Linked DNA regions of Mus musculus: all the other regions are linked to region 1. A link is a loop called in an ENCODE intact Hi-C map of the cell type or tissue named here. Cell type or tissue: left cerebral cortex. All regions are shown on one strand.

Region 1 (4,000 bases):
AAAATGAGCAGTCGGAGTCGGGAGCAGCCAAGAGCCACCAGCAGACGCGATCGGAGTACGCCAAAGTAAGAAAAAAGTTATTTCGAAGAATGTTCCAAGTTCGGGGATCTGGCCCCGCTCCCCACTCTTTCCCTTCTCTCTTCTGCAGAGTTCTCGGGCTGGTGCGACGCTCGGGGTCCTTCTGGGTGTTTTGTGTCTCCGGGGAGAACGGGTGTCAGTCCCCGGGCGAAGGGGCACGCATGCAGGGCCCCATGGGCAGAGGTGGGTCGTGGCTGCAGTGAGCCGCGCTGGGGCCGATTCTGGCGCCTCTGTAACTTGACACAGCCGGCGCGGCCGCGCGGATCGGATGAGCGCCGGGCGCTACTTCCCAAACTAATCTCCTGCGCCCCTCCCTCGCCCTCCTCCCGCTCCTCCTCCGCCTCCTGCGGGGCTGCGGCTGGGGTTTGTTTATTTATGCAAAGTCGCCTGGGGTGGGGGGCGTGGTGTGCGGGGCCCCGCCGACCTCGGTAGCCCCCGTCCGGGGCTCCTGGTGCCCTTTGAAGTGACACTTGGGGTTATTTATAGGCGGGGAGGGGGTATGGGGTGGAGCGGAGGCTGCGCTCCTTTTCCCGTCCAAAGATTCACACTCAAGACCTCAAAGACATAGGGACCTGGCATCACAGCACCCCGCTTTCCCAGAACATCGGGGACCCTCCTGCCACCCAATGCACCGCACCACAGCACTCCTCTTTCCTAGGGCCTGGGTGGTGGGTGGTGGTGGGTGTGGGGGACCCTGCGGGCAACCTGTTGAATCACTGTCTGGACGCCTGCTTGGTCCTGTACGTCCTGAGTTGGGAGATCTGCAGTGACAGCAGACAATCTCTCCCTCACCATTTCTACCCAGGGCCCTGCTCTTTGCAGGTGTCTCTGGTGGGACCATGCCACCAACCACAGATTCGCTCAGAGTGGTAAACCCAGCGCCTCGGGGCAGCGGTATTGACCCCCCCCCCCACCTTTTCTCTTTCAGAACTAAACCTAAAGACCTACAGAACAGAAATTTATCAGGGGTCACGCCCATCGCCCGGGTTTATCCTAGGATGTCTAACAGGCGCGGGCGGGTGCGGGGAGGGGGGCGGGACTCTTATTTATGTTGAGCTGAGACGCATAGCAGACTAGCCAACCTAGGATTGCAAGCCATCAAAGGCGGGCAGTTCTCATACATACACACTCCATCTCCCCTTATCCACCTCAAAGCTAACCCTGTGGTGGCTTCCTTGACTGCCACGAGCTAGTGGTCTTTGGGAGTTCTGCATTTGGTATTTTCCTCTCTTTTCTACCCCCGCTCCCCACTTTGAGTGACGTTTGTCAGTAGACTTTTCATTTCCTTGTGCCTCTAGACACTCCTGAAAATGAGGTGGTGGGGCTGAAGCATCGGGCAGGGGAGGGTAGGCTGGCCCTTGAACTGTGAACCGGAAGTGGGGGGTGACAGAGGTGTGGGAGTGAGCGTCCTTTCCTAGTAACAAGGCAAACTTTACATTTTGCATGTTGACCAGTGAGAAGGAGCGTTATATGCAATGCAAACATTAGTGTGGAGTGCACACCTAACGGAATGGGAGCTTGTAATACAGTACTTATATAGACTTAATGTAAGACTGACTGCTAGGTAGTTGGATACCACGGAGAACTACTACGAGGCTAGAAAGCAATGCAGCTGACAGGACTGGTGCCCAGGAAGTCCCAATGTCAAGATTTCCTTGATGTGTCTCATTAACAAACAGGCCTCTGGGTCTCCAGCCTGGTCAAGGGATATCTCCTCCCAGTACAAATGCCTGAGAACTCAGAGGCACTCAGAACCACTAGGGGGCGCTGGAGAGTTTCTCAGCAGCAGTGTTCACTACAGGAAATTGAGCAAGTTGAGGCTTCTTCACGCCCTGCCCGGATCAGTCTGAAATGCCGTTTGAACTGACACAGCAAAACTGAAAACATTTCGGGCCTGAAGTATTTTTGAGATTGGTGTTTCAAGACTCAGGTAGCCTTGGTGTGGTAGCCTGAGTTGAGCCTCGCAATGGAAAAAAAAAGTTCAAACCCAAGGCTCTAAGTGACCCCATGCAGTCAGAAAAATGAATGAAAAAAAAGCCCTTTTCCGATGGTGGGTTTAAAATAAACCAGGTGTAGTGGTACGAGTCTGTAATCCATGCACTTGGAAGGCAGAGGCAGGGGGATGGTAAATTCAAGGTCATTCGTGGTCACATGGTGAGTTTGAGGGCAGCGAGGGCTATATGAGATCTCATTTCAAAGAAAAGCTAACTAAATAAAATGGGCTTATAATAAAGGATCTAGATTTTTCAGGAGGATTTAAAGAAGAGGTGAATGTAACGCAGACAGTAGGCACTCAGTAAGTAAGTAGTATCTCATAGGAGCTCATGGCTGCAGGTGCAGGCTGACACACACACCCCTGCTGCCTCCTCCATCTACAGAATGGGAAAAAAATTGGACCCAGGAGGACAAAATGATGACAGACAGTGTGCACCTCTCCATAGCTGGAGGGAGTTTTGCAACAAGTGAGCTTTGACTGAGCTGAGGGACCCCCTTACCGTTTCTTCTGCATTGTCTCAATATCTTCCTCTGGAGGTTCTTTGGGGCAGGGGTGGCTTGGTTTTTGTTCTATTTTTCTATTTTAGGCATCATTTCCCCTTGGATCAATGTTGGAACAAAATTAGGCTTGGTTTGAGTCCTAGCATCTAAGGACTCAGAGGTGAGAAGCAGCTAAGCCATGTGCCCATACAGCTGATACATGAGAGCCATGAACGAGAAGACACTGAAGAAGAAAGGACCTTCAGGGATGTCCAGGCAATACAGCAGGGATGTGATGGTCTGGAAAAGGTCACTAGGAATTTCTGCTTTGTAGCAAAGTAGGGGGCTTCCAATCCTAACGAAAGAACTGACTTTGATCTGCAGTCACAGCTTGGGTAACAGTTTCCTCCCAGATTGAAACATTTCTGAAACATTTCGTCCTACAGGGAAGCTCCTTAATCAGGAAGGTAAACAACTCAAATGAGCTTCAGGAAGTCCCTGAAACTGACGAGATTCACTAAGCCCCTCCCTGGAAGAGTAAGCAATAAAAGCTGAGAGAGCAGGAAGCTGAGCTGCAAAGAAGACTCTTAAGAAGAGCAAAGCTGCAAAGAATGGACTGCCTGGAAGACACTTAGACCAGAGTCACTTGGAAAGGATGCTCTCCAGCCTGTTGAGTTGCCTGCAGGCTGTGCAGTATGCTCCAGATTCCCAGCTTTGTGAGCTGTCATCAATACTGGGGAGAGCTTTGGTGATGCAGCTGTCTGAGTCGTTGTTGCTCCTATAGGTCACCCTTTACCTCTTCTCCTGTAAGTAACTCCATTAAAGCTCATTGGTTCACCCTAGCTGCACTTTGGTGGTATCTGCACTTGAGTTGTCGTGGGTTCTCTATCTGGGGTGAATAAACGTGTGTTGCATCTCCCCAGGTTGTGTCACACAGCACAGCTACAGATGTAGGAAACCTGGATTCTGGAGTGGAGAGTCCAGGAAAGCCATGCCTCTATCCATTCAGTCTGTGTTGCTCTTCAGGAATGTTCTGTAGTTTTCTGCATTGTGCATTTGCCTAGCTCTCTGCAACTTTGGGGTATGTCTTTTGCACCCGGCCCTCACCTGGCCCGGGGTTGGATGTGTATAGGGGGAATGGCCAGTCTTATGAATGAATGCCATTTTTCTTCTCTTATGTTCTTGACAGCATCTCTCTTCTTCCTGATACCTCCACCACAACCCTGACCCCTGTGAGTGGCCGTCACCACACCAGCTCTGTGACTGCTGCTTGGTTCTCCAGGTGCCCCTTGTTAAAGGTGGCAGTCAGGCCCCCTGGGAATTACCATAGTGCATCTTCTGGGCTGTTCTGAGCACAGCCCTCACCTGGGTCACATGTGGAGGCCACAGGGGATCAGAACCTGTTATTCATTCAGCTCCAATCCGTTCCCAGTTCTTCCAGCAGCCA
Region 2 (4,000 bases), 260 kb after region 1:
ACCTCAGACAGAACCCTGTAACCCAAGAAGAACTCTCCAGAAAGGTCCTGGACCAAACAAAAATCAGGGCAGAGACCAAGTATGGTATGGCATGTTTGCAATCCTAGCCAAGGCTGAGGCAGGAGGATCAAGAATTTAAGGTCATCCTTGGCTACCTAGCATGTTTAGGCCACTTGAGATCCTGACTCAGGAAGAAAAAGTTTGTGAGGGTAGCCTGGGCTACACAATGAGACTCTGACTCACAAAACCAAAAAACCAAAAACAAAAAGACAAACAAACAAAAAAACTAAACAAAACCCCTAACCATTGCAGTGTTCTCTGTAGCTGGAGTGTTTTGGGTTGTTATGAGCCAGAGTTTGGAAATTCCAAGTAGAAAACAGTACAAAATGGCTTCTAACAACAGAGGTGTTGACAGTTAAATCCACACAAAAAGAAAATAATGTGTTGCTATGGGAACCCCCCTAAACCAGTGATTCTCAACCTTCTTAATGCAGCTCCTCATGTTGTGGTGACCCCATCCATAAAATTATTTTTGTTGCTACCTCATAACTGTAGTTTTGCTGGGTACAAATTGAAATGTAGACATCTGGTATGCAGAAGGTATTCGGTGATCCCCCAAAGGGGCTGAAACCCACAGGTTGAGAACCGCTGCTCTAAACCGATGACCTACAAAACAGTCACAACTTTGAACAAAGTTCAAGGAATTACAGCCTACCTCTGCGGCTGCAGAGACAGCTCAGCAGTTAAGGACACTCCCTGCTCTTGCTGAGGTCCTGAGTTCAGTTCCCAACAGTCGTGCAACTCCAGCTGCAGAGCGATCCAAAGCCTCTGGCTTCTGAGGGCACCTGCACACACACGCACATAACCATACACAGCGGGACCTCACTGTGTACCCTCGTCTGGCCTGACACTCACAGAGATCCGCCTGCTTCCGCCTCCTGAGTGCTGGGGGCAAAGATGTGCACCAGAAGGAAGGGTCTCCCCACCCCCTTACCCATGGTCTGTCTCACTGTGTAGCCCTGGTTATCCTGGAACTCACTCTGTAGACCAGACTGGCCTCAGAGAGCTGCCTGCCTCTGCCTCCAGAGTGCTGGGCTGAAAGGTGTGCGCTACCATGCCCGGTATTAAATCTTTGTTTTGAAAGTAACCTCTACCAGTGAAAAGCTGCTGTGCTCAAGCTGTCGTGGACAGAAACTGCAGGGCATCTGTTGAGGAAAGCAGGACCAGAGAGTGAGTGTGTAGGCAGTGCGAGCCTTCAGATAATTCTTTTGAATTCTAGGAAAAGCAGTCATGTTACACAATGGTCTGACAGATGGGCTGGAGCATCCCAGGTGTAAACACATTGAGAGAGTCTGGTCTCAGGGTTGTGTCTAAATTTGGCCTCCCGCTGCAGCCATCTGGGTGGGGCTCTTTCAAAAGCCCTGCACCTGGCGCCTGCCCCAGGCACCCCCACTCTGTTGGTTTCAGGTGTGTGTTGATGGGCGTCTGAAGTTTTTGAAGCGCCCCACCTCATTCCAACTGCAGAGTTCAAGAGCCACTTGGCCTCGTTAGGGCACAAGAGTGGCCGCGGAGAGAGGTTGGAGGGCTAAAATATAAACTGCTGCACGAACAGGAGCCACGCAGAGTGGAGAGACCGAGAGAGGGGGAAGCTGAAGCTGAGGGTACCCTGACTTTAAGCTTAGGCAGCTGGGTGGAGATGCTGATGATTTCAAACACAGGGGAGCATGGTATGCTTGAGATAGCCCCACTGTAGAGATGCCTGGTGCTTATTAGCAGTACAAGGAGATTTGGCTGGGTGAACAGTCTTGACTGCCGCAGCCGCAGCCGCAGCCACGGCCACGGCCACAGCCACAGCCACAGCCACAGCCACAGCCACAGTCACAGCCACAGCCACAGCCACAGCCACAACCTCCACCACCTCTCCTGCCACAATCTGCTAACGGAGAGGTTTCTCAAAGCCCTTTAGTCACAGGTCCAGATGTGGTAGCGCACACCTTTTATCCCGATTCATGTTCTGTGTCTTCCCTCTAGTGGCACGATCTGTGTATTACAGAGATTGAGGGTACAGTTCCAAATCTTTACAGGAGACAGAGGAGGCTGAGCCCAGGAAGGGGGGCGGGCGGGGGGGGGGAGGCACGGAGGCACCGGTGGGGAAGAGGGTGAAAGGGAGAATCAGGGATAGGAAGAGGGGGCTGCAACAGTGATTAAGGGTCTCCGCAGCACTCTCTGGGTCAAGCCGGAAACCCTGAAAGATAATACAGAGAGCGGAGGCCTGAGTTCCAGTCCAGGCTCCGCCAGTGCATGCCTTGCCTGAACCTCAGCCTTCTGGCTCAGCTGGGGAACTCTGAATAACTTTGTGTCTTTCTTTATTAGCGGCCACAGTAGAGTTACAAGACTGAACGTCTGTGTCCCTCACACAGGAGATAAAGGACAGTTTGGGGGGGGGGGGGCATATGCAAGGGCTACTGAGTGGCCAACAGGAAGTCCCTGAAGGCTTTCTGGAGGTTGTGGCATCCGTTAGTATCTAAGGACTAAGTGGTGCATGCGTAGGTAGTGTCTGTGGGCAGACTTCCTACTCTTGGGACATTCAAGAGGAACTCCCAGTCTCAGAGAAGCCAGTGGGAAGAGAGAAAGGCTGTGTGAGGCTTTGACTATCCCACCTTGGACAGCTCATCTAATTTTCCTCAACATGGATGGGCTGGGGAGTGAAGTGGAAATTTCTGGGTTCTTTGGAAACTCAGTTACTTCATATGATGTTTTGCCCGGGCAGACAGGTGAAAGGATGCTTTGCTGAAGCAGACACAGGTGAGAGAATGTCTTGGTGAAGCAGACATCTGAGAGGATGCACGATGTTTGGAAAGAATATGAATGTGACCCTACAGACAGTGGGGGGAGTCTCTGGCATTGGTTCGCCTTGCTCTACCTTACTAGTTGGTGACCCACACGTGTTGGTTCTCCTTGCATAGCATTGCTGATCTTCACTTGTCGTGACTTCTTAGAGAGTAACTTGCCAAAGAACTTCTCATGATATACTGGTGGCTTCTTGAGCTTCCTTAGACATGGGCTGATTGCCGGATCGAACCGCTGTTGCTGATTTGTGAGTGGTGATGGCCGAGCGGGCTGGACTCAGCTGCTGAGTCATGTTGGTGTTTTGCTGAGTCATGTTGGACTGCTGACAACGAAGACTGGAATAGCTCCCAAAGAACTATTTCTAAACAGGTCCACATCCCCCTTTGCCCTATTAACCTTTCTTTCCCACTACTTCTGGAGGGTGTTGGCTAGAAGGGAGGTTGAAGCATTTAAGAACCCTTATTAAAGTAGGTTTTAAGCGATCTAAGTCAGTAGAGGGGCTCAGTCGATAGTAGAGGGGCTGTGGTGCAATCATGAGGACTCCCAGAAACCACATACAAGGCAGACGGTGGCTATGTACACCTCTAACTCCTGGGCGGAGGATGGGAGAGCAGAGACAAAAATCCATTGGCCCACCAACCAAATTGATGAGCTCCAGGCTCAGTAAGAGACACAGCGTCAAAAATTAAAGTATACAGACTGGAGAGATGGCTCTGTGCTTAAGATCATAGGCTGCTCTTTCAGAGGACCTAGGTTCTATTCCCAGCACCACGTGGTGGCTTACAACTGTCTGTAACTCCAGTTCCAAGGGATCTGATGCCTTGTTCTGGTTTCAAGAAGCACCCACAATGCATATGTATCCCCCAACCTGCCACAGACACACAAAATAAAAAGACACAGACCCATCTTTGACCATAGACAGTAGGCTAGCGTGTCATAGAGGTGACAGTCACAGCTCCTGGGTATAGTCCAGGGAGAGGATTTCAAGGCTCAGAAAGGAACTGTGTGTTTGAGGCCAGGTCTCACAGTTGCCAAGGCTGGCCTGGGTGGAGAAGGAATGGATATGGGTTTAAAAAAATACACACACACACACACACACACACACACACACACACACACACACACATATATATATATATATATACATACA
Region 3 (4,000 bases), 140 kb before region 1:
TTGTGTGTGTGTGTATGTATTTGTGTATATATGTGTGCATATGTATCATGTGTGTATATGTATGTATATATGTCTGTGTATTTGTATATGTATATATATATATTGTGTATGTGTGTATGTATATGTATTTATGTGTATATGTATGTATACATATATGTATGTGTATATTGATATACATATGCGCATGTATATGTGTATGTGTGTATGTATTTGTATATATCTGTATACATCTGTGTATGTATGTGTATTTGTGTGTATGGACATGTGTCACAACAGCAGACAACCTTAGGCGTTGATCCATCCACCTTGTTTTTTGAGTCAGGGTCTTTCTCCAGCCTGAGGCTTTCTGATTAGGCTAAGCTAGTTGGCTGGCTAGCAAGGCTGGGGGACCTACATCTGAGCATTGGATATCCAAGCATGGACCCCCAACACTTAGCTTTTTAACATGGGTACCCATGGGTACAAGCATGGGCTGAACTCAGGTACCCAGGCTTCTGCAGCTGGCTCATTACTGATGGATCCATTTCTAAGCCTGACAACTCCGTTTCTTTGTAAAAAGGAATTTAAAACCACTCATCTATTTTATGTGTATGCACACATGTGCATGTATGTGTGGGGACTACATACATGCTTGGCTCCCACAGTGGTCAGAAGAGGTGTCATATTCCCTTGGAATATGAGCTGCAGATTTCTGCGCACTGCTGGGGTGTTTTAAGCCACTGAGCCAATCTTTCTAGCCACCCCCATTTCCTACAAAACAACTCGAGGTTTGTCGAATGTGGCTGCGATCTAGTGGGGGTGTATGGCAGGGTGATTCTCCTTCACTGGAAAAGAATGTCACAAGAGGCAAAGCGCCCTCCTTCAGCTAGCTGTGCTTGGATCCACAGACGTCTGTGAAGCCAACAGTGTGCTCTGAAGCGGCTGTTACTAGAGATCATAACTCAGAAGAAAGCTTGAATGGGACATGTCCTCCATAGGCCAGAACCCTTCGCCTCTGGTTGGTGGCGCGGTTTGGAGAGGCTATAGGACCCATGGGGCGAGACGTCCCTCGCTGGAGCGGGCTCTGAGGTTTTATAGCCTGGCCTCACTTTCTGTTCTCTTGTCTGTTCCCTGTGTATGTATGAAATGTGAACAGCTTCCTGCTCTTGTAGCTCCCTGACATGATAGACTCCCCGCTCTGGATCCGTGAGCCCAAATCAACCCTTTGCTGCTCAAAGCTGCTTTGAGCTATGGTATTTTATCACTGCAACAGAAACAGTACAGAGGAGTTGGGGGGGGGGGTGGGGAAGAGGGACTAAAATGGCCAGAAGCCCTACCCAAACCTGAAGCAATGCATGAAGTCCCCTTTGCAGCCCCCAGGGTCCTCGGTATTGCTGAACCCTCAGTACTCAGGTGCGTTTAGGCCATGACTTAGGGAAAATGTCTTAAATGAGTCAACACTGTCCTTTTTTTGTTGAAACTAACATTTCCCAACATTGCTCCACACTTCTGCGGGTTCCTGCTTGCACAAGACAGAATGGATTTAATTTAGAGATTAACCAGGATCATGAATTGCCACGTTTTATTATTTTTTTCTTATAATAATGACCGTCAGTTAAAATGTAAAATATTGTCAGACACATGTAGTCTGGCAAACACCACCGACCTCCACTTTTTTTGTGTGTGTGTGTGAATTCACACACAAGCTCACAGCACCTCTGTGCTGGTGGGCCCCCTTTGGCACTGGAACACAATAATTTATGAAGCTGTGATATTTAGTAAGTGTGCACAAATATCATGCAACATTAGGAGCAGACGCACAGACAGAAAGTGTATTAGAAACAGATTTATACAAAAATGTCTTGTAAACAAAAAGGGAAAGGGGTTATTTCCTGTACAAAATCTGCAGGCTTTTCTTCTTTCTTTCTTAATGATCTGTAAGATGCATCATAGTTTGGGCATTTTCAAAAGGTGAAAACTGTATAAAAATAAATATCCTATATACAAACACACACAGGCCAGTCCCAGGTTAGAGGCATCACTGCAAAACAAAACCAGAACAATGGATAGTTAGTTTCAGGAGCACTGAATGCTGCCTCCCCTAGAGGAGAGGAGGTGGATTTGGTTCCTCAGAACCTCTGATAGGGAAGTGTGAAACTTTAAACTCGCTAGAGGGAAGACCCTCCTTAGGACTGTAAGATACCACTCCCAGAAGGGAAACCCCCCACTTTCACCTTGACGCTACTCCCTTCTGCAGCCACTAGAGGGCAGTCTCTCTACGCTGTCTTGGAAACCGCGCTATTTACTACATGTGTCCAGAAGTCTTTTGTGGTGTTATCCAGCAGACATAGGCTTCTTTAGATGCGCCTCCAACATGCTGTAGCTCTGGACAGCAGCTGTGGCTCCCTTGCTAAACTCAACATGTTCCATGCCCTGCTTACCAGGAGTATCTTTCTTTAGGGACAGGGGAGGGTTTTATTTAATGGATTCATGGCTGAAGGGAGTACAGATTCTTGGGAGACATGGCCCCTTCAATGCTGAATTTTTTTCCTTTCTTTGACTTGTGAGTACTTTTGGTAGCTAGGTGCTCAGTCTAGGTCTGATGGCTTGTTTGTCTCCCTACTTGCCCCAGATTTGTACATCAACAAGATTTCGAGGGTTGGGGCACGGGGTGCTGAGCCATCTCTGCAATTCAGAGTTAGTGGCATAGGGCTGGACTGGCTAAGTACAAAGTCTTGTGAGTGCAGGGTCTTAAACCCTACAATGAGGACATACTGATAACTTTGGTGGGTGGTGGTGGGGGACTGAGAAGATGCTGAGGGGGAGGGGAGGTGCAGGGAGACGGCACGCATGCGCGGCTGCCCACCATCTGGTTGTGGATCCTGCCGAGGACTAAGGAAGGCTTCTGCCCTTAGGCTGGGGAGTCCTGTGACTTGGGAGCTGCGGCTGAGAGGGATGGCCCTATAGTATTAAACTGACTGCTTTAATGATGGCAAATGACAAGGGCATTTTAAATCTGCTGATATCTTGGTGCTCGGGACACCTCCGTCTCCTAGGTGAGTGGATGCTGAGATTACGTACACGTAGCACCATGCAGGATTTACGCAGCGCTGCGAATCAGACCCAGGGCTTTGTGCATGCTAAGCACTCTTATTAACTGATCTATATACCTAGTTCCTTAAAATGTCTCTAAGTGTTCTGCAGGTATGTGCAGTGAGATGTTTAATGCCCTGCCCCTGCCCCCGCTCCGCCCATCAGCTAACCGCTGGTGAGGTAGCAACTTTCTTGACCCACTCACATCTTCCTGTCTCATCTGCAGAAAAGCAGGTGGGAAACTGCCAACTTTATGGCACTGTTGAGAAAGAGCAGCACCTTTGACGCAGAGCTGCATGGCCTTCTGGGAATCTTACCTTGTTCCAGCAGCCTTGGACTGGTAAGCCATCTTCTCCCTGCATGGAAGCAGAGAACGCTTAGGCTCTTGAGATAGTTGTCTGAGCAGACAGGTGACAAGGACATAAACATTTCCATAGCCTTGGTGGGGCATGGCCTACCACTGCTGTCTGCTTCCATTTTTGCTCTGGGTCAGAATCTTGGAAGAGGGAAGCATTTAGATGCTACCGTTTTCCCTTCGGTTAATGCCCAGTGTGCTGCAGGGCAAGGCTAAGAGGCTACTGTGGCCCGTGGGGTCAGCCAGCACAGGTAGATGCCCACAGCTCAGACTCTGTGGAGTTCTAAGAACTCAGGTCACTCAGCACGTGGACCTCCTGGCCTTCCTCTACAAACCTGGTGGGGATGGGATGGTGTTCCGGGGGGCCCCCAGCCTGCCTGAGCTCATCTCTCTTCCTAAGCAGTGGGAGATGTCATCTAAACAGTCCCAGATACTGGTCAGTAGTGGGTGGGAACAGGGGCTGGTAAGAGACACACAGCCCCAGGGGGATTGCAACATGATTTTGAGATGACTTTCTGACCCTGCCTCTGATACACCCTGGAATTTGGAGTGAAATGAATTATCAGGGTGGGA
Region 4 (4,000 bases), 200 kb after region 1:
TTTAATAGAAGCAGTATTCTCTTGTTCCTTCGAAGGAGCCTGTTTCAAGTGAGGGGTTTTGTCACTATAACAAATGCATCAGAAAGAAGCTTAATGGAGGAAAGACTTGCTCACAGTTTCAGAGGGCTCAGGTCACCCTTGCTTGGCTCCACACACTTGGACAGACCACCATATTGATGGGACTATGCAACAAAGGACTGCACTTACTTCACGGCAGCCGCTCACTTCACAGCAGCCCAGAAACAGATGTGGGGGAGGGGCACCAGGCCAGGACAAGGGACAGTCTCCAAGGACATTTCTTCTGTTAGGCCTCATCTCCAAAAGTTTCCAGCCCTTTCCAAAACAGTACACTAGCCAGGAACCACAAAGCTTTAACTTCTCCTTTGTGAGAAATGTCTCATATTCAAATCCTGACAGCGTCTAAAATACAAATTATTCTAAATTGGACATTAATCTATTTAATGTCATAGATTCATCTGTCAAGTATTTACTGAGTATCTGGTGACACTCTGAAGCTGCCCTAATGACAAGATGCCATTGGAAGTGGGGGTTCTGAGGTCCCTGGTACTCAGCCCTGGCAAATATTCTCCACCTACTGATTCTTCTTTGGCTTGGGAGTTGTTTTCAAATCCTCCAGGAAAGAGGTGACTCCGGTCTGCCTTCTACTTTTAGAGCCCTCCTCCTTCCCCTCTTCCTTCTCCTCTTTCTCCTCTTTCTCCTCCTCTTCCTCCTCATCCTCCTGCCCCTCCTCCTCCTCCTCTTCTTCCTCCTCCTGCTCCACCCCTCCCCCAACCCCACTCTGGCTGCCAGAAGAGTCCAAATGACTCTGAAAGGCCCAGGACACCTGGCTCTGGAGCATCCATAACCAAGGCCAAGTCAGCACCCAGAGGGCACCTGAGGCCAGCGGGCAGAGCCCCAACCCTGGTTCAGTGTCTGCCTTCCTAGCTCTGCCTCCAACACAGCCTGTGTCCTCAGTGGATGCAGATCAGGCTTTTTCTAGTCACGTGATGTCTTTGGTTCCCTCTAGAGGTTGGGGCCCAGAATGTCTATTTTGGCTGATGGAGAGGACACAGGACCAGTGAGAGGACAGGCAGCTAGCTCAGTCACCAGCAGAGTGGCAGGTGGCATAGAAAGGCATCCAAATGTGTGCAGCGATTACATCTAGACACCTCAAATGCTTCTTTGGGAAAGGAGAAAGAGGCTCAGAGGGAGACAAAGATTGGGCAAGGCTACATTGTGTATCAAGCCTGGTCCTCTGCTGGTCAGAGGTGGGATACAGCTAGCCCACTGTATCCCAGAAGCCCCAGGGGCCATCCCTGTCTGCTCCAACCACTGCCCATCATCTTTTAGTCAGAGGTACTCAGTGACTGTATACCATGCTTCTGGAACAATCTAAGCTCTGTGGAGACAACAGTGCACGAGGGCACACACACACACACACACACACACACACACACACACACAGAGCAGATCAAAATCTTGCTTTAAGTGGTCTGGCAAGCAATGCAGTAGCAATGTGAGGCCAGTGATACTTGAGTGTGGATGCATGCGTACATGTATGTGTGTGTGTGTGTGTGTGTGTGTGTGTGTGTGTGTTGCATCCTGCCATCAGCAACAGTGGAGGGAGAGCAGGTACTGAGCACCCTCCTTCCATGTCTAGTCTCCTGGCAAGGTAAAGATGGCCACCCTCGTGTCGCAGGGTGAATACATACTCCCATGGTCTCATTCTGGCATAGAAGTCCTGCCCCTCTCCTTAGCTTCTTCCTCTCAGGCTCTTGTGAATGCCCAAAGGCCCAGACTTCCTCTAGTGATTACATAATGATGGAGGGACAAGGGCTGCACTGGCAGAGAGAAACTTCATTCATTCTTCATTCCTGGTGCCCTGCCAGGATGGGGCAAGGAGGAAGCACAGGACCATTATGGAGGCCTTCAAGGCCTGACTCTTGTGATTTCTCCTGATTATGTAACTTTGGTGAGCCACCTGGCCTCTCTAAGCCCCTCCGTCCCCGCTGACACATTGCCACACAATAACCAACCACAATAATCTCCTTTCCCTGGTCTATGCATCCACGAGGTCAACAATTTGTTTTGAAACAGGGTCTCATCTAGCCCAGGCTTGCTTCAAACTCAATATGTAGCCGAGGCTGGAGACTGGCTGTGAATTCCTGGGCCTCCTGCTTCCCATTTCCTATGTGCTGGGTTTACAGGCCTAGGACACTAGGTCTCAACAGTGATTTCATTAAGACTCCATTACAGTCCAGTAGCTGGAGTGTAATTTTTAACCTTCTTCACCTGTGGTCCGTCCTTTTGGGTGAGGAGGAGCACAGTTGCTGAGCTTTGGAGTGTGTGGAGACAGCGCCACCTAACGGCCATATGCTTCCGTTCCTGCTGTTTGCTTTTGTTTTCTGACTTGGGCTCTCAAGACTGCGACTCTGGCTCCCCCTAGGGGCTGGTGGGGACTGGCGCTCCATCCCTGAAGTTGTGGGTAAATTGTCATCCCTGCTAGGTAATACAGACGTGATCGTAGGGTAAACTACAGAAGGGTTCACGGCCTGGCCACACGAGAGCTGCTTCTAAAATTTCTCCCCAGAGGGAGACACAGGTAACGTCTACCCTCCCTTCTAAGGTCGCAAGGACAAACCAAGGCACAATTTCACCAGGGTTCATTCTGGGGAACCGGTCAGGTTTGGGGGCGTCCTTACAGAGCACAGGTAAAAGGTTACTTAAAGGAGCGTGGGTGCTCCTCCCGCAAAAGGCTGGAAAACCTTCACTCAAAAGGAATGGTGACTTACCCAGGGCTGCATAGATGGAGATCCAGTTCCCAGCCTACACTACTCCAGCCACCGGAGGCCAATTGCAATTAAGGCAGAGCGGCTCACCACAGGTGTTTGGGAGTGGCTGATGAGATTCTCCTGACCCTACTACCCCCAACCCCTCCATTAGGGGACACAGTTGGGATGACTGTTTTGTAAGAAGGCACAGAAAAACTTTCCCTGCATCATGGTTACTTGGCTGGGAAGATTGTCACAAGGCTCCTCCTCCTCCTCCTCCTCCTCCTCCTCCTCCTCCTCCTCCTCCTCCTCCTCCTCCTCCTCCTTCTCCACCTCCACCTCCTCCTTCTTTTTCGAGACAGGGTTTCTCTGTGTAGACCTGGCTGACCTGGAACTCACTTTGTAAACCAGGCTGGCTTTGAACTCAGAAATCCACCTGCCTCTGCCTCCCAAGTGTTGAGACTAAAGGCGTGTGTCACCACTGCCTGGCTTGGCTTTTCTTTCTTTCTTTCGTTGTTTCTTTCCTTCCTTCCTTCTTTCCTTTTTCTCGTCTTTTTCTTAAGAGGCAGGGCTCACTGTTAACCAGGCTGCTCCTAAACTCCTAGGCTTCAGCTCTCTTTTCACCTCACATTCGGTACCCAGGACAGCAGGCGTGTGCCACTCTGGCAACTTGGTTTTCTTTAAATGTATGTGCACTGCACATGTGCAGGTGCCCTCAGAGGCCAGAAGAATGTTGGATTCCCTGAAACTGGAGTTACAGACAGCTGTGAGCCACCGTGTGGGTATGGGAACTGAACCTGATTCCTCTGCGAGAGCAGTCAGTGTTCTACACCAAGGTTGAGAGAAAACATAGATTTGCAAATTATACATATATAGTAAGTGGCTTGTATCTAGAATATATAAAGAGTTCTCCAAACTCAGTAATATGAAAACTAAAAATACAGTTTATTAGTGTATGTGTGTGGATGTGTGTGTGGTGTGTGCAAGGGTGTGGTGTGTATGTGTGTGTGCATATGTATGTGTGTGGTGCGTGTGTATGTGTGTGGTGTGTATGTGTGTGTGGTGTGTATGCATACATGCACATGATATACATTTGTGGGTGTAGTTCAGAGGACAACTGGCAAAACCTGGCTCTCTCTTCCCATTTGTGTTGCCCTTAACTACAGAGCATTCTTGCCAGTCCAGGTATGTTTTTTGCATAGATATGCAAATGTTCATTGCAATAACAG
Region 5 (4,000 bases), 100 kb before region 1:
GTTCCATGACACCATCTTGCAGTAAGTCCTAGGTCATAGGTGTAGAACAGAAAGGAACAGAGACAAAGAGAGAGGGGGTGGGGTGGGTTAAAATAACAAGTACACACACACATGCGCACGCACGCATGCACATACCAGTGGAGTTAGAACCTAGTCAAGGAGATGGCTTTGTACTACATACACAGCTAAGGATGGCCTTGAACTAACCCTCCTACCTCCACTGTGCTGGGTTTTGAGTCGGGCTGTGGCAAGCAGCCATGTGGCTACCTACCTATTACTACAGACCTCTCTCTCCTCTCACCTGTTAGCCGCAGCAGGTCTGCTAACATGGCACCTAGTGGCTTGGGCCAGACATGAGCTGCTTCTCTCTACTTTTATCCAGGGGCCTGTTATTCCCAGGCTCCCTGGGCGGTGAGCTGTGCATTTTTCTTTCTGATCCTGCCTGGCCAGACACAGCAGCACACTGGCTTTTCTGGGATTTGTGGGCAGGGCTCTGCCTCTCGACTCTGTCCCTCTTAACTTTCAATGTCTTCCTTCTCCCATCATGATCCTAGATCTACAGGAGGAAGGGGCACCGGGAAGGTAGTCATACCATCGTCACAGGAGACAAACAGGGACAAAGAGAAAGTGAGTCAAGGCTAGATTCCAGTTGCCTTGCCGCATGCATCAAACCCCACATGGCACCCCAGTATAGAGATGCAGCTGTGTCCTGCCAGCCTGCAGTCATTTGCCTCAGCTGTGCTGAAGATGATGCTGTGGACGGTAAATCCAGAGCCCAGACTCACCGACTCCCTCCTGACCTGTATGCTCCGTCTGCCCAGACTCTTCCCTGCTATCTCAGAGGACCGCTCTGCCCTCCCTTCTCCAGACAAAGGCTGGAGCGACTCCCACCCTCTTCCTCCATGCTTGGCCCTCCCCACTGGAGTCTCCGTGTCTCGTCTCCCAGCACATTGGCGAGATAATGAGGCTCCCAACTTCAGTCTCTGCTGCCCATAGATAAAAGACTCAGGGATGCTGGGCTCTGAAGTCTGCCTCCATCCTAGGTCCTGGGTGCAGATAAACCACTGTGTTCTTAAACATGCCAGCTACTTCATGGCTCTCTGCTCTTCCTCAGTGCAAAGCCATAGTTATACCTCCATGAGCCGCTTTACTGTCCCCATGTCCCGGTGCTGGATCCCCCACCCAGCAGAGACCACTTTGTATCCTGAACCCCTAGTGATGGAACCCAGGCCTTCATGCATGCTAGGCAATTGTTTTACTCTTGAGTTAGACTTTTAATTCTGAGACAGGGTCTCACTAAGCCATGCAGGCTCACTCTGTAGCCCAGACAGGATCGTGATCCTCCTGCCTTAGCCACTTTGCACTCAGCATCTGTAGACACACTCACACCTGTCTCTGACAGACATTGCACGCTCACCCTCCTAGAGCCAAGTGCTTGAGTTCTACAGAAGGCCTCATCGTTATGTCCAGACACCAAATATATCCTCTTCCACCCTGGCCGGCTCAGGGTGTCTGAGGGGTCCAGCCAGCACAGGCAGGTCTGCTCTGTGGCCAGCAGAGGGCGCAGGAGGACCTACTCTGAACTTCGCCATCTTGGCCACAGTGGTGTTAAAAAAGTCCCCTCAGGGTCCTAGGTGGCACGCATCTCTAGAGGAGCAGGTCCCCTGATAACAGTCCCCTGGACTCCACAATGCTGACCCAGCTAGAAGTCCCTAGACAGGGTCCCCTGGTATGTGCAGGGATGCTGGAAGGAAGTTACCTTGGGAGGTCCTGGCTATTCAGAGGCTTCGGTTTGTCTCTCTTCCCTTCTGGTTTTTGTTGGTTCCTTAGCTTTCTGCAAGGTCTCTGAACTCCCTTCTATCTCCCCCGTGTGGAGCCGGGCTAGGTGTCAGGGTGACTGTTTTCCTCTCTGAGTCCGTGCTGCAGAGTGAGCTCAGCCTAGATCTATTCTGTACCCCCTGGTCCTCCCCCCGCCCCCTGCATGGTTCTCGGGAGGCAGACGAGCCAGAACTGGAGTGGAGATGCTCGGCCCATAGTTCCAGATAAAGGGCTCTCTTTGGGGAGTCTTAGCCTTAGGTGAAACACAGAAGCCTAGGAGGAGTCCTCCATAGGATGGCCGATCTCCCCTACTCCTGCCCCCATCCCCCTCGGTTGATCTTGGCCTCAGGGCCTCAGGGCTTGCTGCCCTCCTGGCCTTTTGCTGGGTAGGAAGCAGGGGCGCCTGGCTGACCCCACACCAAGGCTCTCTCCACTCTCATTAGCCTCACTACTCAGTTCCAGCCTAGGGGCTTGCCCTGCCTTGACCTCTGGATAGACCAGAGAGCACTGCTTTGTGGATGGAGGTGAGGTACCCTTCAGGACCCAAGACACTATCTCAGAAGTTGGAACAGGGGCTGGTGTGGCCATGAATGAAGGAAGGCAACACATGGAAGCTGTGGTGTGCCTCTGTGAGATCTAGGGCCTTCCCTTCTATTGCCCTCTCTAGGTTTTCAGTTCCAAAGGCGCAGGTGGACCTGTGCTCAGTTTGGCCTGATGGCTGGGTACCATGCTTTGCTTTGTGGCTTGGATCTCTCACCTATCCAAGCGTACCAGAGTGGCTCTGATCCCTGTCTGCCTCTGCCTTCCCAGTGGGGATACTAGAGGCTCAGGTGAGGGGAAGGGCTCTCCACAGCTCCTCTGGACCACCTTGTGGCTGGGCAAGTGGGTGCTCCAAGTATCCCAAAGGGTCATAGCCCCTCTGTCCAGCATATGAGGGCACAAGACGTGACTCCCAGGCAGTCAGACACCTTTGGGGAAGATACTGGCTCTTTAACACAAGTGACAAGAAACAATGAACAGAAACCTTCTGTGGTGGGGAGGGGGTGGGAGGAGGGGGGACACTGCTGTCACTGTGGCTCAGGAGACAAATGGGTGGAAGGGGCTGTACTAAATGAACTTGAAGGCCTGTCCCAGCTCCTAGAGCCCCTTCATGTGTCCCTACTCCCAATATCAACAGGTCCCGTGTCCTTTGAAGTTTCTTAGTGGGAGGACTCAGCCTTTCTAGAGATGACAGGATGGCACAAGCTTGGCCGGTAGGTGTGGCCTCCTAATTGGTGATTTACTGTTTGTTGAACAAGCTGCACAGGGACTTGGCAAGAGGTCTGTCTGGAAGGAGTAGGGGTGGGGCTTCCATGTCAGCTCCGCAGCCAAGTAAAGGGCCCCCGGCAGGCTGTGGAGATGAATGGGTTTCCCTGACTTGAGGCCAGGGCTCTACTACAAGGGGTCAGTGAAACACCATCTTTGTTCTCTGCAGGGGGTGGGAGATTGCCTGGCAGAGTGTCTGAGAGGGCTGGGAAGTTCTACTCTGGGTTGGGGGAGCTAGAGGGACAAGGATAGGAGACACAACATTTTGTCCCAGGCAAGAGCTCTTGGTCTGTCCTTCCTGGAAAAAGGAGAGTGAGTTCCTGCTTCCCTGCCCAGAAGCAAGGACCGGAACCCTGGAAATCCTAGGTCCTCCGGTAATTAGGGCTGGCAGGAAGTGATCCAGGGAATTCCTGGGTCCGGTGCCCCACTGAAGGCTTGGGGCTTTGGAAGGACGGCTGGCTTGTAATCGAAATTTGAGATCTGTTGATATGTACTCAGGCTCAAGGAAGAAGTCAGTTCTCATTAGTCTGTGGTCTCTGGAGGGCAGAGCAGAGCCCAGAGGTCACGGGGTGGGGGCTGGGGTCGGGCCAGTCCTTCCCCCCACCCCCCAGGCCACAGATCTGGGGCTCTTGTCTCCCTGGTCTTATCTGCATCCTTTTCAGGGGTCTGAATGTCCTCACTGGGACTTCCCAACATCGACAGAAAATCCTGAGTGCCTCCTGTTGCTTGGAAATGACACAGGGAAGTTGGGTCACTTGGACCCTCTGTGAGCCAGGGGGTCACAGGGATCTGTCAGGAGTAGCTAAGGTCCGAGATAGGCTGTTTTAGAAGCAAGCACCTGCTCAGCTATCGAGGGCCACTCCACTGGGCAAAGTAT
Region 6 (4,000 bases), 120 kb after region 1:
CCCTCAGGTTGCATTTGATGGCTTCCTGCATTGACTCACATGGCCTCAAAGGGTATTCTGGGTAGAAAGGAAGGAAAGTAGGTCCATTTTGACACATTTCTCTGTGACCACCCACCTGGGGCTGCCGAAGTGCTTTGTGCATGATGTTGCACAAACCCTTGGCAGAACAAAGATACTGGGAAGAGAGATGGTGTCCCTCCCTTGGCTGGTAGACTATTATTCAAACCACTGACCCCGGGGAACTTCACACCGGTAGAAGGAAAAGACTGAAGTGTGATGTAGCCAGAGGAGGAACCTGGCCATCACCAGCAATTGATCACGACTCTGACTGCTTGTCTGCCCACCTTGCAGAAAAGACTTGGAGCAGAAACAAGGGTGATGGGACGGACCACATGCCCTGGCCAGGGTCACTCCACTATGCACACCTCTAGTGCTTTAGTTAAACTGAAACAACATGTTATTGCTTCAAGTGTGGACTTGAGGGTCACAGGACCTCTTTGTCTGTTTCCTTTCAGGGTGGCCGTATTGTGTGCATCTCTTCTCTCCACTTCCATTGGTACTTATCTCTGTAATCGATCTATGGAGGATGGGTGGCTAAGCCTAGCTCCTTAGGGCTGCCAGTGTACAAGCTCCGATCCTAAAACTACAGTGACAGCATAAGAGGGGGATGTTTGCAGGGAAACCTTGTTTTAACAAAACACATTGGGACATCATGGCTGGGAAAATGCTCTGGGAGAGGCATCCTGGTTTACTATGATTGAGAAAGAACCATTTGGGCTCCATTGTCCCTAAATAGAAGCTGCTGAAATATAGAAAAAAAAAAAAAAAAAGCCACAAATCACTTCTCAATGAGGTGAGAATCTCCAAGGCAACCTGCCCAGGGCTGAACACCAGGAGGCAGGAGATGCATGGTCACCATGGAAACCACATCCTAGAAACCCATTGGTATTGGTTTGCCACATTGCAGATGAGGTAATGGGGGTGGAGCTAGACCTGCAGGGTCCCTGGAGACTAGAGTAAAGAAAGGTGTGGGAGGAGGAGAAAAGGAAAGAGGGAGAGGGTTGGAGAGAGAGAGAGAGAGAGAGAGAGAGAGAGAGAGAGAGAGAGAGAGAATATCTCGATCCAGGCCAGGCTCTAGGCCATCTCTCTGAAGCTATATGAGGGAATGGGCCAGGAGCTGAGATGAAACAGATAAAGAAACTGGCCTAAAGCCCAGAAGGATGAGCAGTTGTAGCAAGGTGCCACCATATTGAAAGTCTTTATGGATGTATTCCATCTCTCTAGGTCACTCACTCAGCATGAGTAATTCTCTAGTGCTGCTCCATCGATGATAAATTCAGAAGGATTTGGAATCAGAACAAGCCTAGCTGGGTCCCTCAGGTCCTCCGTTGACCCTGGGTGCTCAAGCACAGGGTGCGAGCTCACCCGCAAAGCCTGCCTCTGGCTCCAATTACTCTCAGACACGTTGGCTGGTCCTTTTCTTCCTAGAAGCTAAGTAGCACCACCTGCTGGTGGTCTCTGGAAGCAAGGCAGCAGTGACTAGTGGTCTCTCCCAACTGTGCCTCTGACAAATCTATCTCTTCAAGCAGGTGGGAGACTAGGATCCATCTCTAATCACCCTCTGGTGTCCTGGGGACCATATGAGTCCTGTGATAGAACGAACCACAGAACACAGCCTGCCCAGATCATCAGTTGGCCATGTGACCTCAGCCAACCATTGGCATCCCTGGGCTACAATGCATGTCCATGATAAGGAATTTGTATGAAATTCCCCCATTGGGGTTCTTGACAGCTTACACAGCAAGCATTATCCTGTCCTGCAGAGGACAGTTCCATCAAATCTGAGGAAGGAGAACACCCCAGAAATACAGTGCCATGTGTCTCTCAGCATCTACGTGATTTAAGGCAACCTGGTGCAAGAGGGCCCACCACCTCCACTGGCCAAGAAGCAGGAGCTAGGCCCAACAATACTACTGTGCAATCAAGCCTGAGACAGTCCACTGCAGCTAGCCTGCCCTCCTCTGATGTGGAGAGGATCCCAGGGCTCCTAGACATATATCAGAGGAGCATAGCTGGGAACCAGAGCTACCCACAAGGCACTGTGGGGACTGGCCTCTTCACCCTTTGACACAGGAAGGTCTCCACAGTGAACAGCCACTCAGAATGCAGAGATGCAGGCCCTTCCTGAAGCTGGCTATCGGGAGATTAGTGCTAGACCAGTTTGGTGGGTGGGGATGGTAGACCTTAGTCTGGGCAGCTAAGCTCACAGCCCAGCTTTCCCGTCTGGCGTGACAACATCCTTGTCCTGTTTTCCCACTGGCACAGCCAGGTCTACCTCTCAGGGTCTGCTGGAAATTAAGCTCTCACGCTCCATCTTTCCAGGATGAAGCCTGGTCCACAGCAACACATTCATCATGATGCTCCCTTAATCTAGACGATCTTCCAACTTCTTGCCCTATCAAGAGCGTGTATACAGCAGGCTCCTGGCTGTTCCCTCCACCTGTAATCCTACTGAGCACTTGCTGTATGCAAAGCACTGTACCAGACAGCAGGGCTAGAATGACGGGAAAGGTAGTTTGGATGCAATAACCCACAGAGCTTCTGGTCTAAAAGAGAGTCAGGAGATGGACAGACATCAAACTGACAGACTCACAGCAAAGCTGCTGAAGGACCATATGACAAGAAGGAGTGAACCTGAGTGGTCAGAGAATTATCTTTGGCTCTCTTCCTACATGCTGGAAATAAGGGTGTGATGGCTGGTGCTTTGCAGCTATTGTGGATTCTGAGGCAACGCTGGGGTGGCCATCATTCTTGAGAACTGTATTGTCTGCTCTTGGCTTTTATGAAGACTGAGGGGCCATTTATTCTGTTTTAAGAACTTCAGTTACCTAATTGCTTCTCTGCCCTCCAAACCCTCTGAATCACATGCCTAGAATTAGTAAGGAACAGGCTGTCTCCCCATTAGCCAATAGGAACCTGGGTCAGAGGAGTCTGGGCAGGTTTTGGTTAAATTCACTTGAGTGGAAGGAATTGGCAGGAGACAGAAGTCTTGCTGAATAAAGCAGGTTAGAGATGAATCCGGGGTGACAAGCTGGGACCAATCTTTAGGGCCATCTGCAGACACAGCTCTAGAGTCAGCAGTTAAAGACAGGCCTGAGAGAAAGGACTCAAAGCCAGGAGGCCCAGCCTCCACACCAGAGACTCCTCAAGTCCAGCCCCCGGCTAACCAGGACTATGCCACTCAAAGACTTCAGGGTCAGTGACCAAAGGATCAGGCTTGAATTCTACCTCTGACTGATTGAGATGGCCAGGCAAGCTCTGTGGGACCTTTGCATCTTAGTGTACTAAAGGGGCGATGACAATGGGTTGTGTCTGCACAATCGTGCATGCCCACAGACTGATGCAGATGGACACAAATCTGGTTTGTTTGTTTGTTTTTTGAGACAGAGTCTCTCACTAGTCTGGAACTTGCCAAGGAGGCTAAGCTGACTGGCCAGTGAGCCCCAGGTATATGTCCGTCTCTGCCTCCCACCACAGGATCACAAACGTATCACCACGCCTGGCTTTGCGTACATACATATCGGAGAGGGCAGGTTCTGGGAATCAAACCCAACTCCTCATGTTTGAAAAGCAGTTGCCTGCCTGAGATGTTTCTCCAACCCCAGGCCAATTTCTTGACAGCCATACCCTACAGGTAGTAACCAGATTTAGACATTTTCCTCCCCCCACCACACACACACACTGGAATTTTAAAAGCAATTTGAACTTTAAATATTCCTAACACCGTCGGCAGCTTTCGTTGGAGTCCCTTAGGCTGTGGTCAGATTTAAACCACTTCTCTGTGCCACTATGCCTCAACCCAGACTCTACCTACACACTTCTTACTGGGCCCAGCAATGGCTGTAGGTAATCCACTCTCCCCCACTCAGACAGGGCACCTGAGACACGCCTGCCCAGAGATGCAACAGATCTGCCTGACAAACACTAAGTCACTGGCACC
Region 7 (4,000 bases), 140 kb before region 1:
CTCCTGGTCAGCAAGGAGGAGCTGGGAGAGCAGAGCAAGAGGATCAGGAGGCACGCGGGTACACACCACACACGTGGGGTAGCCCAAACTGGCCACGCAGGCAAGGGAGGGAAATGCCATACCAGTGGGCATGGGGCATCCAGTCCGTCCAGCCCTGGTAGCCCCGGCTCCCCTTTCTCTCCTTTAAAACCTCGGTGGCCCTGTTCATAAAACCAACCACGGTGATTACGGAGGTCAGAGTCAGCCATCTCCAGCTGTGGAGCGGGATGGGTCCAGTCCTACCCAGGCCAGGATGCAGACCCTGAGGCTATTACATATTAGCGAAAGTGCACCGATAGAACACGGCCAGCTTCTGTACTGCAGTCCCTTCCAGGCACAACCACAGACAACCCCAGCTTGCTGGCAGCGTGCCTTTCAGGGCTTCTAGTGCTTTGAGAGGTCCCTTGAGAAGCCAGGCTGATGGACCATAGTCATCAGTTGCTGGCTTGTTGGGAAGGCTGCTTGGGGCTATCTACAGATTTGAGGTCTGCAGCTTCCTGGGTCTTAGTTGGGCTACTGGACATGATAAGATCATGGACATACTAGTCCATGCTTAGCTGGGCAGTAGTGCATGAAAAGCTCCTTGTCTGACCTTATTCTGCACAGTATAGAACTCAGGAGACTAACCTGGGTCTTGCATCCGGACCTGAGTGCGGATTCAGGACAGCTAGAGCTGCAGGCCACGGAGGTGGCCATGCAACAGAGGTCACAAATCTGCGTGCCATAAACACTAGGGTGGGTTTGCGAAGCATGCTGGGGACAGAGCCTGAGACCTTCTACCCAGACCCTGCGGGTTCCCTTCCTTCCACCCATCCATTGTTCTGAATCTTCAAAGGACGGAGACTCAAAGACCAGGGATTTAGCAGAATGGCTTGCAGCTGTAGCTCTGAGGCCCACCCTCTGCAGGCTGGACTGCCAAGGCATAGGCAGGCTTGGTGGCATCTGTGGCGCGAGGCTCCTCAGAGCTTTTGGCCTCCTTTGTTTCCAACCTGCAACCCTGGGGGGGAAAAACTTAGAACTATGTGCGCAAGAAACAGAGAAACATACCAGCGGGCAGGGGGCGTCTAGTCCAGGTGCTCCTTGGTCCCCCTTGTCCCCTTTAGGCCCTCTAGAGCCCTTCTTCCCCCTCTCCCCCTGTGAGCAATGGTTTAGTCCAAGGTAAGAAGGGGGGAAAAACAACAACACATCATCAAAACTTTAGGATCGTTCACATGTTAACATTAGAGAGAGAAAATGATACATAAAAGGGCGGAGTGAAAAAAAGACTTTCTTAATTAAGTCAGCATTCCCGTGGGATTATGGGACACACCCACCTGAGTGGGCATGAGTACCTAGGGTTTTGGCAAAGGAGAAGGGTAAAGGAGAGAGAGGAGAGGGAGGCGGGAGCAGGGGCATCTCTGAGCCGAAGTGGAAGAGGCCACCTAGGACTGTGGTGCCCAATTTTGCTGTTCTTAAACCTAGCAAAGGATGGTGTACGTGTGTGTGTGTATACACACGAATGCCAGTGTCTGTGGAGGCCAGGGGTGTCAGAGGCTCCTGGAACTGGAGTCACAGTGGTTGTAGTCTGGCCCATGTGGATGCTGGGAGCCAAACTTGGGTCCCATGGAGGCGCAGGACACATTCTTAGCCACTGAGCCCACTTTCTAGCCCCCTTCTTGTCCCAGTTAGTTCTCATGCCCATGCCAGTACCTCAGGAGACAAGGTGACTGTAGTCAGAGCCCCGCTATAGGCACGTGCATACATGACTACAGTCTGCACATGTGTGAGCAGGATGGTGCATGTGTGTGCACATGTGTAGAGTCTCAGGCTGATCCTCCATATGCTGTGTCTGTCTCTGATTTATTTTTAAAATTTTTTAAAGATTTATTTATTAACAATATGTAAGTACACTGTAGCTGTCTTCAGACACCCCAGAAGAGGGGGTCAGATCTCCTTACAGATGGTTGTGAGCCACCATGTGGTTGCTGGGATTTGAACTCACGACCTTCGGAAGAACAGTCGGTGCTCTTAACCACTGAGCCATCTCTCCAGCCCCCTGGCTCTGATTTATTATTGTCTCAGACCATCACTATTTGAAGCTGTCCTGCTGGGCCGTGATGTGGTTAATAGCAGGTAAAGAAGGTGCTCTCACTACCTTGCCTGACCACTAGAGGCGAATCCTCAAGTGGCAGGAGGAGAGAAGTGATTTCCAGGTTGTCTTCTGACCTCCGTAAGTGCATCTTGGCACACTCTGTTCCAGCCAGCTCAGGGAGTTCATTTGTTTCTGAAAATCCTGCTCCTAAGTGAACCCCGTCTATTATGTGTTGGGGTTCATCTACAGAAGGGCTCTGGGGCCTCTGGAAATGACATCATCTGGAAATGGATTTGCAGTTAAATTTTCATATGTCTCGGTTCTTTAAAAATGGGCCATGAGTGTCCCTCGGGCTGTCCCCAGACATTTCCCTCTGTGGAAATGGATTGTCCCATGCCTCAGGATTTGTACATGACTGCTCCATCATGGGGAGGCCAAAGGTTTGGTGAGTTCTGCCAGTTACTAACTTTGAACCCCTCGGAACTCCAGTTTCTTCATGTGTGTGTCCAGTTTCTTCCTGTAAAATGGGTGTGTTACACTTGCTCCCAAAATTATTGCACGACCTTGTGTATAAGAGATGATTACCGGCGTATTTCTCAGTAATGGAAGGTGATTTCAGCCCATTGTGGTGATGACGCCTCCTGCTACCTAGTATGGGAACGGATGCTCCCCAGGAGGGTCTTGTCCTGTCTGTGGTGTTCCTGCATTTGTAAGTTGCTGTAGTACTGATGTTTCCCCAGATCTTTGAACATGAACCCAGGTATGTTTGTTTGTTTGTTTGTTTTTAAATTCCAGTGATGTTTGTAGTTTGTCCACATATTGTCCACATAATGGCTTTTCAGAGTGATGAGTGTTAATGAGTGTGTGCCCAGGCAGTGAAGTCCTTGGATCAAAGGCACACACACCAATGAAACCACCTGGGCATGAGGATCCCCTTAGTGTGGACAAGCTGGGGCACCAGCTCTTTGGAATGGGAAGACCCGGGTCCTTGCCCTTAGAGGTAGGTGTCCTTGGGCGTGAGGCCCTTATCTTCTGAGTCATGAGTAGTTTCCCAATGAAGAATATGGGTGGGGCTGCTGAAGGGGTGGTTCCAGGCCTTAGAAGATTTGCCTGAAGGTCAGAGTGTAGGCTGCTCACACTATAAGGCATCACCCCCACATCGTGTGTTCTGGAAGATTCTGGACTTACAGCTTTACCTACATGTCCCCTCCTGCCTACCCCAGAGTGGAACATACGAGAGATGCCCCCACCCCCAGCTCCAGCTGGTAAGAGGGGAGGGGCAGACAGTGACCCACATTCCTGATGAGTGTGAAGGACTGACATAAGCCAGAAGGCGGGGGAGGGATGGGGGCTGTGGGAGTTTAGTGGGTGCATATGTTGAGGGAAAGGAAGAGGAAATAAGAGATAGACTGAGGCTATAGAGGCTGGAGAGGGAGAGAAAGGAGGGGCAGAAGGACCCAGGGAGCAAGACATGCATGCACCCCGACACACTCCCCCATCCCCATCCCCAGCAGAGGTGGAAGCAGCTCAGCATGCTGGGACTTTTTCCACTGGCTGGCTTGCAGGCAGTTCTGTGGTAACAACCAATCAAACCATGTCCTGGTAATTACCTTGCCAGAGTGATGGCACCTTACACTTTGACCCCATTTCATTGCTGTTTCAACTGAGTCTTCTCCTATAACCAAGACTAGCCTCTCACTTGATATGTAGTTGGGGGACTGTGTACACCTGACCCTTCTGCCTCTACCTCCCAGGCCTGAGGGGCCATGTGTGGCACTGACCAGTGTTTTTGTTGTAAATAGGACTCCTGGCCCAAGTTCGCTGAGTCACTTAGAGACAAGGTAGGGCATGTGTAGGAGAAAGGTACCCTTAGAGATGAGAGCAGAGCAC

What was found. A loop is a pair of places that touch in the nucleus more often than their neighbours do. Peaks named below come from ENCODE experiments on the same cell type or tissue, not always from the same donor. Only the 100,000 strongest peaks of a DNase experiment are listed, where the experiment ranks them.
Region 2: a loop joins it to region 1, with 2.3 times the contacts of the local background. A loop is called at or near these places in 4 of 42 quality-filtered maps.
Region 3: a loop joins it to region 1, with 4 times the contacts of the local background. A loop is called at or near these places in 15 of 42 quality-filtered maps.
Region 4: a loop joins it to region 1, with 4 times the contacts of the local background. A loop is called at or near these places in 12 of 42 quality-filtered maps.
Region 5: a loop joins it to region 1, with 2.8 times the contacts of the local background. A loop is called at or near these places in 19 of 42 quality-filtered maps.
Region 6: it touches region 1 in a loop (11-fold over the local background); 25 of 42 quality-filtered maps call a loop at or near these places.
Region 7: a loop joins it to region 1, with 2.9 times the contacts of the local background. A loop is called at or near these places in 14 of 42 quality-filtered maps.

Annotation. Positions count from the first base shown.
Region 1 is chr10:61,978,783-61,982,782 of GRCm38, forward strand. Col13a1 (collagen, type XIII, alpha 1) reads right to left here and starts at 326. Exons shown (of 41, transcript NM_007731.3): 1 at 1-326. In left cerebral cortex, a CTCF peak has its summit at 1,839 (motif pointing right); a DNase peak (open chromatin) is centred at 1,840; H3K4me3 peaks cover 352 bases.
Region 2 is chr10:62,241,109-62,245,108 of GRCm38, forward strand. No RefSeq gene overlaps it. Among named protein-coding and RNA genes, the nearest start is that of Tacr2, 9.3 kb to the right of the region's middle. In left cerebral cortex, a CTCF peak has its summit at 2,029 (motif pointing left); DNase peaks (open chromatin) are centred at 1,276 and 2,022.
Region 3 is chr10:61,836,689-61,840,688 of GRCm38, forward strand. It overlaps Col13a1 (collagen, type XIII, alpha 1), which reads right to left. Exons shown (of 41, transcript NM_007731.3): 40 at 3,390-3,428; 41 at 1,546-2,020. The coding sequence ends at 2,018. Among named protein-coding and RNA genes, the nearest start is that of Gm40674, 6.4 kb to the right of the region's middle. In left cerebral cortex, a CTCF peak has its summit at 2,244 (motif pointing right); DNase peaks (open chromatin) are centred at 786 and 2,290.
Region 4 is chr10:62,180,848-62,184,847 of GRCm38, forward strand. No RefSeq gene overlaps it. Among named protein-coding and RNA genes, the nearest start is that of Mir7662, 11 kb to the right of the region's middle. In left cerebral cortex, CTCF peaks have their summits at 1,029 (motif pointing left) and 2,404 (motif pointing left); DNase peaks (open chromatin) are centred at 1,080, 1,922 and 2,407.
Region 5 is chr10:61,876,440-61,880,439 of GRCm38, forward strand. All of the region lies in intron 18 of Col13a1 (collagen, type XIII, alpha 1), which reads right to left. Among named protein-coding and RNA genes, the nearest start is that of Gm40674, 33 kb to the left of the region's middle. In left cerebral cortex, a CTCF peak has its summit at 1,549 (motif pointing right); DNase peaks (open chromatin) are centred at 740, 1,563 and 3,167.
Region 6 is chr10:62,100,770-62,104,769 of GRCm38, forward strand. No RefSeq gene overlaps it. Among named protein-coding and RNA genes, the nearest start is that of Fam241b, 8.3 kb to the right of the region's middle. In left cerebral cortex, a CTCF peak has its summit at 1,510 (motif pointing left); DNase peaks (open chromatin) are centred at 921 and 1,406; H3K27ac peaks cover 1,333 bases.
Region 7 is chr10:61,842,482-61,846,481 of GRCm38, forward strand. Col13a1 (collagen, type XIII, alpha 1) reads right to left here. Exons shown (of 41, transcript NM_007731.3): 39 at 1,087-1,173. Gm40674 (a long non-coding RNA gene) reads left to right here and starts at 2,593. Exons shown (of 3, transcript XR_871762.2): 1 at 2,593-3,375. In left cerebral cortex, a CTCF peak has its summit at 2,189; a DNase peak (open chromatin) is centred at 3,412.